Linked DNA regions of Homo sapiens: region 2 is linked to region 1. Evidence: chromatin contacts called from ENCODE Hi-C data. All regions are on one chromosome and are shown on one strand. Each heading gives the region's core, a stretch centred on a gene start or an enhancer-like site at or near the end of the contact. The rest is flanking DNA. Distances are from core to core; before and after follow the strand shown.

Region 1 (6,525 bases), core at 1,301-3,800:
AGTATGATTATACCTTGAGGTGGTCTTTCCATCCATCTGTAAATAGCACTTTTTTTGTGTGCCATCATACATTCAATGTATTCTGTCTTTGACAGGTCTTGCTGATTTCAAACTTTAAATTGACTGTACGTATTTAACATCATTTGAATTTTGTCTGTCTCTCATAAGCCACTTACTTCCTTACCTATACTTAACATAGCCTATGACTTTTTGCCTACATCTTGGAAGCTATTATGTTACTATTAATGTTTAATGTTTCTTTTGTGTTCATCTATCACATTTGTTTTCTTGTCTTCTAAAGCAGAATTGAATATTCTTACATAATATAGCAAATCTACATTGCATATTTTTATTACCTGTTCCCTTTTTTGGGGGGAGGTGAAGGTGTTCAGAAACATGTTTCTTTTAGGTTCTAATAATTCACTGCAGAACAAGGACTCTTCATCTTTTTTTTTTTTTTTTTTTTTTCTCAAAAAGCACTGTCTTTGTTTGGGCTGCTATAACAAAGTACCATAGACTGGGTGGCTTATAAACAACAGAAATTTATTTCTCACAGTTCTGGAGGCTGAAAGTCTGAGATTAGGATGCCAGCATGGTAGATTCTGGTGTGGAGCCCTAGACTGCTGACTCCTGATTCTATCCTTACCTGGTGGAAAGAGGGCTAGAGAGCTTTCTGGAGTCTCTTATTATAATCCCATTCATGAGGGCTCTCCTCTAAGTACTTGTTCACCTCCCAAAGTCCAAATCACCTCCTGTTGCCATCACGTTGGAAGTTAGGATTTCAACATATTTTGGAAAGACACATTCAGTTCATAACACTCACTTTTTAATTCTTATAATAAGTTCCTTTTAAATGATCTAAATCATAAGTTTCCAGTTCCTTAGTAGTTATGAAAGGTCATTTGAACCACTTTCTCCAGATACAACAAATTTGGCTAACCTTGATTATGGCCTCCCCAATGCCCTTACCAGGGGCTGAAATACACAGTTCGCTATTTTAAAAAGCCTAAAGATCTCTCTTTTCTGTTCAGTTTTGAAACTAATTATAGAAACATGGAGTGGAAGATGAGGAATCTGTTTCAACTGAAATTGTTAATCTCATCATTAATTCATTGGGTATACATTTATTGAGTTCTGTGATGTACCAGTAGCACTGGAATTACTAAAATAAGTACTGTTTAGTATCTGCCTTCAGTAATTGTCTAGTGAGGGAGACATTTACAATTTGTAAGAGGCCTGTGGTAGCACATCTGTTTGAGAAGTCAGAGCTTTTGCAAAATCTTGGCTTGGCCTTTAAGGATGAGAAGTTCTCTGTGGTGGGAGTATTATATAGTGGCTCAGAGCATAATGTCAGAAGTCTGATAGACTTGGCTACACTACTTACTAGTTATGTGATTTTGACTGCGTCATCTAACCTCTCAAAGACTGTTTGTTAATTTATAAAATGGTGAAAATGACATCGATTTCACAGTGCCATTTTGAGAGTTAGCTGAAATAACTGAATTGAATCACTTAGCATAGATCCTGGGATACAATGAGATCTAAGTAAGTTGTGTTTGTTGCTGCTACCGCTATTACTGTCTGGTACTACTTTAATACAACCACTGCCACCACCTCCTTGGTGGTGCACGTTGAAAGAAGCTGCATTGCAGTTAGGAAGACCATCACACTGGGAGATGCTTAAGCATGAAGCAGCATGGCGTGATTGAAGGAGTGTTATGTTGTATGACATGTTTAGAATATAAGATATGTCTATGAAAATGGTAAAAGATGATAAGAACCTCTTCTAAAGTAGGTTTTACCCTATATGACTAAAAGCAGAAGGGAGATAGAGTCAAGTGAAGTAGTTCATTGAGAGGTGAGTGAGGGTCAAAAGGAGTGAGATGTAGTATTTAGCATAACTAAGTTTTTGTTTGGCTTACATGGTGTTTATGGCTCTGCTAACTGAAATAGTCTCAATTGGACTAATGACAGCTGTTGAGGGGTGGTAGTGAGTTCGTTTTTGGATGTGTTGAATTTGAGAGGTTAGGCCAGGCATGGAGGCTCACGCCTGTAATCCCAGAACTTTGGGAGGCCAAGGCCGGAGGATGACCTGAGGTCAGGAATTTGAGACCAGCCTAGCCAACATGGTGAAACCCTGTCTCTACTAAAAATACAAAAAAATTAGCCAGGCATGGTGGCACGTGCCTGTAGTCCCAGCTATTCAGGAGGCTGAGGCAGGAGAATCGCTTGAACCCGGGAGGCGGAGGTTGCAGTGAGCCAAGATCACGCCACTGCACTCCAGCTTGGGCGACAGAGTGAGACTCTGTCTCAAAAAATAATGAAAAGTAAATAAATAAAATAATAAAAAATAAAAGAATTTGAGAGTTTAGAGGGCATATGGTGGAGCTATTTATAGGTGATTGGATATAGGGGTCTAAAACTGACCTCTAATATCTTAGCTCTACATCTCACACCCCAGCGTGCTTTGGCAACAATAGAAGCAGTGATTCGGGATGAAATCACTCAGTGTAAACTAAGAAGGCTAAGAATTCCACTCTGTTGAAATCCAAAGGAAGTCAAGTTGGAATGTACTACAAAAGGAAACTGCGTAGATGTTTTTGAGAAATCCGAGAGAAAGATGGGTGCATTGAGTGACAATTTGTGAAGGTACAAGAGTGGGAAGGTAGTATGAGAAGACATTTAATATATTTATTTTGTAGGGTATCCACAGTAAGTCTCAAGACAGAGAAATTTTACAAATATTTAAGTGCAGACTGCCTTTTTACTTATACTGTGTTTGTCTGGTTTTGACATCTGGATAATGCTGACCTCATAGAACGAGTTGGCACGTATTCTTTCCTCTTTAATATTCTGGACAAGTTTGTATAGAGTTTCTTCCTTAAATATTTGGTAGAATTTACCAGTGTAGTCTGCTGAGCCTGGAGTTTACTTTTTGGGAAGATTTAAACTACAAATTTAACTTCTTTATTAGATATTGTATTATTTATGCAATCTATTTCTTCTTGAAAGGGGTTTGGTAGTTTGTATCTTTCTCTTTTTTTTTGAGATGGAGTCTCACTCTGCCGCCCAGGCTGGAGGGCAGTGGCGTGATCTCGGCTCACTGCAACCTCCACCTCCCTCCTGGTTTCAAGCAATTCTCCTGCCTCAGCCTCCCAAGTCCCTGGGATTACAGGCATGTGCCACCACACTTGGCTGTTTTTGTATTTTTAGTAGAGATGCGGTTTCACCATGTTGGCCAGGCTGGTCTCGAACTCCAGACTTCAAGTAATCTGCCTGCTTCTGTCTCCCAAAGTTCTGGGATTACAGGCGTGAGCCACAGGACCTGGCCAAGTTTGTGTCTTTCAAGAGATCTGTTCATCGCATCAAAGTAGTCCAAACTATTTGTTTATGATATCCCCTTATCCTTTTAATGTCTAAAAATCTGTTTTGATGTCTCTTCTCTCCTAATATTGGTAATTCCTGTTATAATTCCTGATATTCGTGATTTACATCTATTTTTTTTCCCTAATCTCTGGTCAGAGGTTTATCAATTTTATTGATCTTTTTTTAAAAAAACAAAACAAAACACAAAAACAGCTTTAGGTTTTAGTGATATTTCTCTCTTTTTTTTTTTTGGTTTTCTATTCTTTTGATTTTTATTATTTCCTTTCTCTGCTTAATCTGGGTTTAACTTGCTCTTATTTTTCTTTTTTCCTAAAGGGGATGTCAAAATCACTGAAAAGAGATCTTTCTTTCACATTAATATATGCATTTAGTGCTGTAAATTTCCCTCTAAGTACTGCTTTAGCTGTATTCTAGAATTTTTTAAAATTGTGTTTTCATTTTCATCCAATTTTAAATACTTGCTAATTTCCTTTTCGTTTTTTTCTCTTACTCATAGGTTATTTAGATGTGTACTATTTAATTTTCAAATTTGGGGCCTTTTCCAGATAGCTTTTTTTAAATTTTCTTATTAATTGAAAAATAATAATGGTATATATAGGGTACTGTGTGATGTTTTAATAATATGTATATTTTGTGGAATGATAAAATCTGGCTAATTAATATATTCATTAACTCACATACTTATATCTTGTGGTAAGAATGTTTAAAATCTCTTTTAGCAATTTTGAAATAAACAGTACATTACCATTAACTATAGTCACCATGCTGTGCAAACAATCTATTGTTACTGATTTTTAATTTACTTCTATTGTAGTCAGAGAATATACTTTATCTGATTTGAGTCTTAAATTTATTGCAACTTGAATTTTAGCCCAAAATATGCTTTTCGTAACCTTGCTCTGGGGTTGGACTGTTCTATAAATGTCAGTTAGGTTCTGTTGGTTGATGGTCTTGTTCAACTCCTTTGTATCTTTATTGATTTTTCAATCTTCTTGTTTTATTAATTACAGAGGAATGTTGAAATGTTTATATTGTGGGTTCATGTGTTTCTTCTTTCAGTTCTCTCAGTTTTTGCTTCTTGTGTTTTGAAGCTCTGTTATTCAGATCATAAACAATTAGGATAGTTAAATAAAGCCTCTTGATGAAATGATATTATTATAAAATGACCCTCTTTATCCCTAATTAAATGTTTTGCTCTAAAATCTACTTGGGGCTGGACGTGGTGGCTCCTGCCTATAATCCCACACTTTGGGAGGCCAAGGTGGGTGGATCATTTGAGGTCAGGAGTTCGAGACCAGCCTAGCCAACATGGTGAAACCCCGCCTCTACTAAAAATACAAAAATTAGCCAGGCATGGTGGTGGGCACCTGTAGTCCTAGTCCCAGCTACTCAGGAGGCTGAGGCAGGAGAATCGTCTGAACCCAGGAGGCAGAGGTTGCAGTGAGCAGAGATCACGCCACTGCACTCCAGCCTGGGTGACAGAGCAAGGGTCTGTCTCAAAAAAAACAAAACAAAACTGCTTGGTCTCATGTGATGTCTTTTTCTCCCCCCCCCCCCCTTTTTTTTTAAATTTTATTATTTTAAGTTTTAGGGTACATGTGCACAATTTGCAGGTTTGTTACATATGTATACATGTGCCATGTTGGTGTGCTGTACCCATTAACTCGTCATTTAGCATTAGGTATATCTCCTAATGCTATCCCTCCCCTCCCCCCACCCCACAACAGTCCCCGGTTTGTGATGTTCCCCTTCCTGTGTCCATGTGTTCTTATTTTTCAATTCCCACCTATGAGTGAGAACATGCGGTGTTTGGTTTTTTGTCCTTGGCAATAGTTTGCTGAGAATGATGGTTTCCAGTTGCATCCATGTCCCTACAAAGGACATGAACTCATCATTTTTTATGGCTGCATAGTATTCCATGGTGTGTATGTGCCACGTTTTCTTAACCCAGTCTGTCGTTGTTGGACATTTGGGTTGGTTGCAAAAATTTTCTCCCATTCTGTAGGTTGCCTGTTCACTCTGATGGTAGTTTCTTTTGCTCTGCAGAAGCTCTTCAGTTTAATTAGATCCCATTTGTCAATTTTGGCTTTTGTTAACATTGCTTTTGGTGTTTTAGACATGAAGTCCTTGCCCATGCCTGTGTCCTGAATGGTATTGCCTAGGTTTTCTTCTAGGGTTTTTATGGTTTTAGGTCTAACATGTAAGTCTTTAATCCATCTTGAATTAATTTTTGTATAAGGTGTAAGGAAGGGATCCAGTTTCAGCTTCCTACATATGGCTAGCCAGTTTTCCCAGCACCATTTATTATATAAGGAATCCTTTCCTCATTTCTTGTTTTTCTCAGGTTTGTCAAAGATCAGATAGTTGTAGATATGCGGCATTATTTCTGAGGGCTCTGTTCTGTTCCATTGGTCTATATCTCTGTTTTGATACCAGTACCATGCTGTTTTGGTTACTGTAGCCTTGTAGTATAGTTTGAAGTCAAGAAGAGTGATGCCTCCAGCTTTGTTCTTTTGGCTTAGGATTGACTTGGCAATGCGGGCTCTTTTTTGATTCCATATGAACTTTAAAGTAGTTTTTTCCAATTCTGTGAAGAAAGTCATTGGTAGCTTGATGGGGATGGCATTGAATCTATAAATTACCTTGGGCAGTATGGCCATTTTCATGATATTGATTCTTCCCACCCATGAGCATGGAATGTTCTTCCATTTGTTTGTATCCTCTTTTATTTCATTGAGCAGTGGTTTGTAGTTCTCCTTGAAGAGGTCCTTCACATCCCTTGTAAGTTGGATTCCTAGGTATTTTATTCTCTTTGAAGCAATTGTGAATGGGAGTTCACTCATGATTTGGCTCTCTGTTTGTCTGTTATTCGTGTATAAGAATGCTTGTGATTTTTGCCATTGATTTTATATCCTGAGACTTTGCTGAAGTTGCTTATCAGCTTAAGGAGATTTTGGCCTGAGACAATGGGGTTTTCTAGATATACAATCATGTCATCTGCAAACAGGGGCAGTTTGACTTCCTCTTTTCCTAATCGAATACCCTTTCTTTCTTTCTCCTGACGGATTGCCCTGGCCAGAACTTCCAACACTATGTTGAATAAGAGTGGTGAGAGAGGGCATCCCTGTCTTGTGCCAG
Region 2 (6,349 bases), core at 760-3,259, 72 kb before region 1:
TCTGAGAGAGCACGCCCGTTTGTGTCGCTTTTCAAGCAGTCCCCAGCACCCTATAGTTTGTCCAGGCTTTTGGGATTGGTGAGAATTTCCCTGGCCAACCTCCAGGTCTGCTTGGCAGCGCTCTCCAGGGCCGAATGGGGCTTGCCCTGAAAGAGGTCGAGGTTGGGCAGAAAGTAGTGAGGGCAGCGGCGGCACTGCAGGCAGGAGATGAGCTGCAGCAGGATGCCGTTGAGCCGGTCGCCCAGGCACGACTCGTCCCAGTCCGTTTCTCGTGGGTGTTTCTCGCACTCGTACAGCAGCAGCGTCTTCATGTGGTAGTTGTTGAGCGGCTGGCCGGGTAGCTCCAGGTGGCGGTCCCGCAGAGTCTTCAGCACTGAGAGGCACTTGTTTCGGCAGCCGCCCATCAGCAGGCGGTTCTCCGCCTCCCCGAACTGTAGCACCCAGGCGTCGCTCTCTGCCGAGCTCTGCTTGCCGGTCAGCGAGTAGCACTCCTTCGAGAGCAAGTTGAACCCTTCGGCCTTGACCTCGGCCACCCGATTGGGGCCGGGCCAAGGGATGTGGGGCATAGGCCACTGTGCCGCGCTGCGAGGCCAGATCCCGGTGCACTTGAACGCCGGAGTGATTTGCACCACATAGCGCTCCCTGATGCGCAACTTGACCTCGCTGGTGTCCGCGATCATCTTGACCACATCCCGATAGCTGCACTTGTCCACCGCCTGGGCCACCAGCGTCTGGAAACGCGAGCGGATCTTACGCGCTGAGAGATAGCCCGACGCCGTGATGAACTCGACCCAGAGAGACATGCTCCGCTTCCGCCCATCGCTCAGTTTGAGCACTGCGCAGCCGGGCAGCGAGCCGTCGTCCACGAAGTTGAAGACGCCCATCTGGTTTAGGTAGAGCACCACCTCAAATTCGGTGGGCGAAATGACCTCGAGCCCCTCGTAGCGGGCATCGATCTCGCTCAAGGAGCTGATGAAGCGAGGCTCCTGCACCTCCACTTCCTTGAGCACGTCCGAGACCACCTTACAGACCTCTCGGATGGTTTTGGCGATGGCCGCCTTGCGCGCCTGACAGCGCTCAGTGTAGTACTTATTGAGCTGGTAAACCAGCTTGGCCTGAGCGGCGATCATGTTGGGGCACAGGTCCGGGCTATACACCGGCGTCTCGCAATACGTTGAGGGATCCAAGGCTCACGCACTGGTGGTGGCCCAGCGGCTTTCGAAAGAGGCGGTGCGCTCCCCGTTAAGCCCTACTTTCACTCTCGTTTTCCACCTGGGCTGACCGGCTGATACCGTAGCCGGCTTGTTTTTTCCTTTTCCCTCTTTCGAAACCTCTTTTCTTCTGCAGAAGAATTAGGGGAGAAAAGGTGATTTTCTAAAAAGAAAAGTACCTCTTGGAACCTTTTTGCTTTCTCTTGATATGTAAAGATGACCGTGTGCGAGAGAAGCGGGGTGGGCGTGAGGAAGGAGAAGGAGAGGGAAAAAACTCAGGATACCAAAAGGTTAGGCTTAGATGTCTGCAGCCGAGATTGTCCAGAAATCTGGAAATGAGGTTTTTTAAGTGCCAAAGTAAATTTAAAAATAAAAGCGAAACATTCAGTGGTTCATTCTTAAACTTCTCTTCCACGCTGATAGGACTTCTTCGCTCAGTGTAGGTGAGTGCCTTCTTCCTCACCCTCCCCCAAATGGAAGGTGCAGGAGGTAATTAATGTCCAGAGAGCTGCGAAGTACAACTCAGTCCGCCGTGCACTTGGAGGTTTGCTGACGCCCCACAGTCTCAGCGTGTTGGTCTCGTCTCTTCTCGGGGGGTCGTGTTATCGCAGTTTTCCTCTTTTCCTACTGGAGGCGTTGTTTGGACTGGGTTTGTTTGTTTGTAGTGGGTTCTCCTTGTGTTTCTTTAGGTGCAAACCGCTGGAAGTTGTTTGATAATCATTTCTGCTTCGTAATTTATACTTTTGGCCCTCACAAAATCCGTTTTAGTGTGACGAAGTCGTTGCTTGCGTTGCATCTGGGGTGTAGTTATAACGATTCAGGGTTTTCCTTCTTCTCCTCTAGCTTGCTTTTACAGATTCCACTTTCTGAGTCGTCTCTCCCCCTCCTCTCCCCTCCGACCTCTTTCTCGCCCCGCTCTCCCCCTGCTTCTCTCCCCCGCCCCCCTTCCTCGTGCTCGCTCTCTCTTCTTTCCTCTAACTCTCTCTGTCTCTCTCTCTCCCTCTCTCTTTCTTTCTCTCTCTCCCTCGCTGTTTCCTGGAGTTATTTAGTTTATGAATGGTCCCAGGGCCATCATGAGGGGGTGGAGCTTCAGTTCCTACAATCGCTATCCGAGCTGTCAGTGCTTTAGCCAATCCGAGAGAGAAGACAGGCACGCTTGGCGAACGGTAGCAGCCACCACTGCACTTGATAAAGAAACAGGGTAAAGAGAGAAGTAAGAAAATAGGAGGAGATAATGGGAGTCAAATGCTTGCACACATTTTACAGCCGTTCCTCTTTATCCTCCTCTCTTATCAGTAGCAAAGAAGAAAAAGAGTTTATATAGAAGGGACTCTCCTGGAGATGGCTGGAATAACGCGAGGGAGAGTAGCAATGGTTCAGAAAGGTTCACTTTTTTTTTTTTTAAATGATTCTATCAACATTGTGTAGTAGAAGGTGCAAACTGTAACAAAATTACTTTGGCTTGAAGGCAAATGGGAAGCGAAAGGGGAATCTGGGAAAGGACCTAATTTTTCCAGGTTTTTTCCTCCTTTAAAGTCATCCTCCTTTCTCTTCCCCTCCCCTCCCATTGTTGCCAAGAATCAGAGCAGTTGCTGTATATGTGCACCAGTGAGGGTTGGAGTGGATATAAGGTGAGGGTTTATAAATCTCTTTTTAGTAATTTCGATATGCTGTTTAAAAACAGGGCAGGGCAAAAACTAGTCCAAGCACCTTGTTTGATAATTATTTCATAATTAAGATTCACATGTATTTAATACCATTATTTTATCGTTACAAGAATTAACTAGTTACGAGAGAGAAAATATCTAAGTTGTGAGAAATGGTGCAAACTTACATGTCGTAGAACTTAGTAGGATATACTTTTAAAATAAGCTACTAAAATTGCTTCAAACTTAATGAAAAACAAGGCAAGTAAATGTAAACCTAAAGTTTTCTTAAAATCTTACTGTTGTAAATCTAATTGTGAATGTATTCTTAGGGGGTACAGGTACAGAGTTTCATTTGTAAAATGATTTTATTTTCATAATTGACTCTTGCTTTTAAAAGACTTCACTGCCACAAAAATCTATAACTATCCTGTTATTGATTACACAGATGGCTTCACTCCTCCCTAGGCATTTCAATGAAAGGCATGCATGTGCTTTTAGTATATGTATTATCCTAAACGAGTTGTACCCACTGTAGCCTTTCCATACTTTTGGGTGAAAAAAAAAGCTAGAACATTGTTTCTGATTTGCTTGATACTGAGGGTTTATGTATGAACCTAAGATGTCTGGATTCTGAATCTTTTTAACGTATTTCAGGTAGATGTGATTATTTTTAGTTTGATTTGGGAGGTTATATTCCAGCCCTGGGTTATGCGATAAAAATAAAAATCTATGCGTCCATTTGGGTGAAGACTTCGTTTTAGAAACCTGGTAGTTCGGCTTTTTCAAAACCCCTTGGGAGGGCTTGACTTACCCTCTTAAAGTCCGGCCGGGTGAACCTGAATTGAATTGCATAGGGAAGTTAATTTCTTTCTATCTACTTGGTATCAGACAATTGGGCCTCTTGGTTCTTTCTTACATACCTGGTGCGGACCACAGGCAGTTTGTCACCCTTCCTCTCTCGTTGCCATAAGTCCCTTTCTAAGGAATATTTGCTTAAAAAAAAACTATCTCGGATTTGTTGCTTAGGGTTTGTCTTCCCGCGATTAGGAAGAAGAGTCAGAATTAAGTGTCCGCGCGACTCTTGGACTCCAGAGCTTTAGTTAACTTCTCTGGAGTGGCAGAGACTTGGGCTGCTTGACCTCCAGCCTTCTCCGGGGAGGCCGCGTGCGTCCCGGAACGCCTCGCCGCCTAAGGATCTAGGGGACCTCGCGCCCTCGGAGTTCGCGCCTGTGGGAGCCCGGCTCTAACCCGGGAGGCCTTGCCGGCGCTCTGGGAACTGCCTGGGCCGGAGGGCACTGCGCTGCCGGGAGAGCGCGACTGGCCGGGAGGGGCTCCGTGGTTGCTTCTCCGGGGGCAGTTACTGGGCGGAGACTGGTGGCGGGGATAGAGGGTGCGGAGCTTTCCCGCCCCACTCTCGAGGTGGTCGCTTCGTCGTTGCGTCTGGTTCGCGAATGGCCCGGCCCGCGACGCTCCCGAGAGTGAGTGTTTGCAAACAGCCTCAGGGGTGGCGGAGTTGGTTCGCATGGCTCCGCCGCCGCGCCGCAAGTCCTGCGCCTTCTCCTCTTCTCTCGGGTGGGGCGTCCCAGGCCGAGCGGACCTTCGCGCCACCACTCGCCGGACACTCCGCTGCACCTCCACTGGCGGCTCTGTCAAGCTCGGCTAAGTTTTCTCGCATCCTTGCCCCTACGCTTCTCCACTTTTACATACAGAGGGAAGGATGATAAAACGTTACAAATGTTTTGATTTAAAAACAATTCATTACCAATTTACCCTGTCTTAGGTAGATGCTCTAGTAAATAATAAATCAGTTAAACAAAGGCGACTTTAATTTATGGCCGTGGTACTAATTAGAAACATCATTCGAGCAATAAACTTAAACACTTCCAGCAAATAATGCTCCCTCTTGCTGGTTCTCTTTCTCCCCCCTCCCCCACCCCAACTCACTCTGGCTGCCTCTGCTCTAAGAGCAGCTTCAGCTGCGCCTTTGCGGTCCTCTCTTCCTCTGGTTGAATAATTGAAGGGGGAAACGGTATCCGAGGAGGCTGTAATTGAAGAGCCCCTGTCACCTCTGCTTTTATGTATGTTAGTATAGAAGTCCATCAGCAGCTCCTTGATGGTGTATTAAAACGAACTGGCAGCTCCTTCTGCAGGAGATACTATATTCTATTAAAGGAGACCAAGTGAGAGAAAGAAACTCTAGAGGCTAAAAGCCACTTCAAGTCTTCAGACCGATTCATCTGTATTCTCTTGTTATAATCCGTCTCATCATACTTGAGTTAATGAGGCAAAGGAGGGGGTGCGAAATCTGATGGTCCTTGACAAATTCATTAGGGAGGCTGCAGGACATTTTATTTGACTGTTAAACATCTTGTTTGTTTGGCTTAGGCAGTGCCAACATTGGCATGCTTCAGCCCAGAGCTGTGGTGCTGGGCTAGCTGCAGGACATTCCTAAAAAGGGAAGGAGGACATTCAGGGTGTGATCTGAATTTTTTGTTTTGGATATCAGGTAGTCCGTAACCTTCAGACTTCTCTAGGCTTTACCTCTTGCATCATTACATTAGGAACATAAAGAATGTAGGTGATAGTACTGAAGTGGGCATGTTTTTAGTTACTATAAACTAAAATATGAGGATGTTTAAAACTTTAGTCTGAAAATTTCCCAGTTTCTTCAAAAAATTGAGTCAGGTTGTAGTAATTACGGTACTAGTTTTATAGCAATGTGAATGTTTAAGGTCCAGTCAAATAACCAGATTACTCATTACATCCTATTTTTACTTATCATGGTTAAATAAACTTTTAATTATTAATGGAATTTCCTATTTCACCGAAACCTTTATGAGTACAGAAACTTGGAAATAAAAAATTAACTATTTATACAAATATATTTTCAAAAAAAATTGGCATATTTTAAGGAAATTTTTATAATTAAAATTAGAAGCAAAACTGAATACTTGGTGTTAAAATAAGGTGATGAGTTGACAGAGTACTTTAAAAAGTGAAAATATTTCTAATTGAAGAATAATGGGTAATTAAGCTAGAATGCTAACCTTACAATGTTTTATTCTAAGATAATAATACAGTATTAGATTTATCAACATGTCCTTGAAAAGTAGTAAATAATCCAATTGTGATACTTTCTTGCATAGAGAATTCAGTTGTATTTTTCCTTCAGCATTGACTGAGCTTGAGCTTAAGTGCTTTGAGAAAGAATCCTGTCTTCCATTTATAGGAAAACAGTATGGAAGTAAAAAAACCTAATGCCCTTTGCCTGTCATTTTTATACATTCCTGCACTGCTGATGAAGCTTGAACGGCTGCAGGGAATGTATGGATTTGAAAAGAAATGATGCAGTAGTTCATGTTGTGTTTCTCAGGAGCCAAACCAAACTAATGGCTGAAGTCAGTGCTTCTGTAATCTGACAGTTATAATCCTGTTTATGTTTCCAGAGAATACAAAATTCTTAAACTGTTTTATTTTTTGCTGATCTTT

Evidence for each region. A loop is a pair of places that touch in the nucleus more often than their neighbours do. Pooled maps may share reads with other maps.
Region 2: a map of sigmoid colon shows a loop between it and region 1 (2.4-fold over the local background). The contact joins the promoter of MAB21L2 here to the enhancer-like site in region 1. A Hi-C loop is called at or near these places in 3 of 168 maps with a recorded cell type or tissue (Calu3, Right ventricle myocardium inferior and sigmoid colon) and 5 of 50 pooled maps.

What each region holds. Positions count from the first base shown.
Region 1 is chr4:150,506,661-150,513,185 of GRCh38, reverse strand. All of the region lies in intron 40 of LRBA (LPS responsive beige-like anchor protein), which reads left to right. Among named protein-coding and RNA genes, the nearest start is that of LRBA-AS1, 69 kb to the left of the region's middle. Within about 2 kb of position 2,550, at least 4 of the 41 ENCODE cell types and tissues checked have a DNase peak (open chromatin) inside an H3K27ac peak, as active enhancers do.
Region 2 is chr4:150,577,811-150,584,159 of GRCh38, reverse strand. MAB21L2 (mab-21 like 2) reads right to left here and starts at 2,009. Exons shown (of 1, transcript NM_006439.5): 1 at 1-2,009. The coding sequence starts at 1,130. The coding sequence ends at 51. The region is part of intron 40 of LRBA (LPS responsive beige-like anchor protein); the gene reads left to right. It overlaps LRBA-AS1 (LRBA antisense RNA 1), which reads right to left and starts at 5,071. Exons shown (of 2, transcript NR_149035.1): 1 at 4,805-5,071; 2 at 2,926-4,556.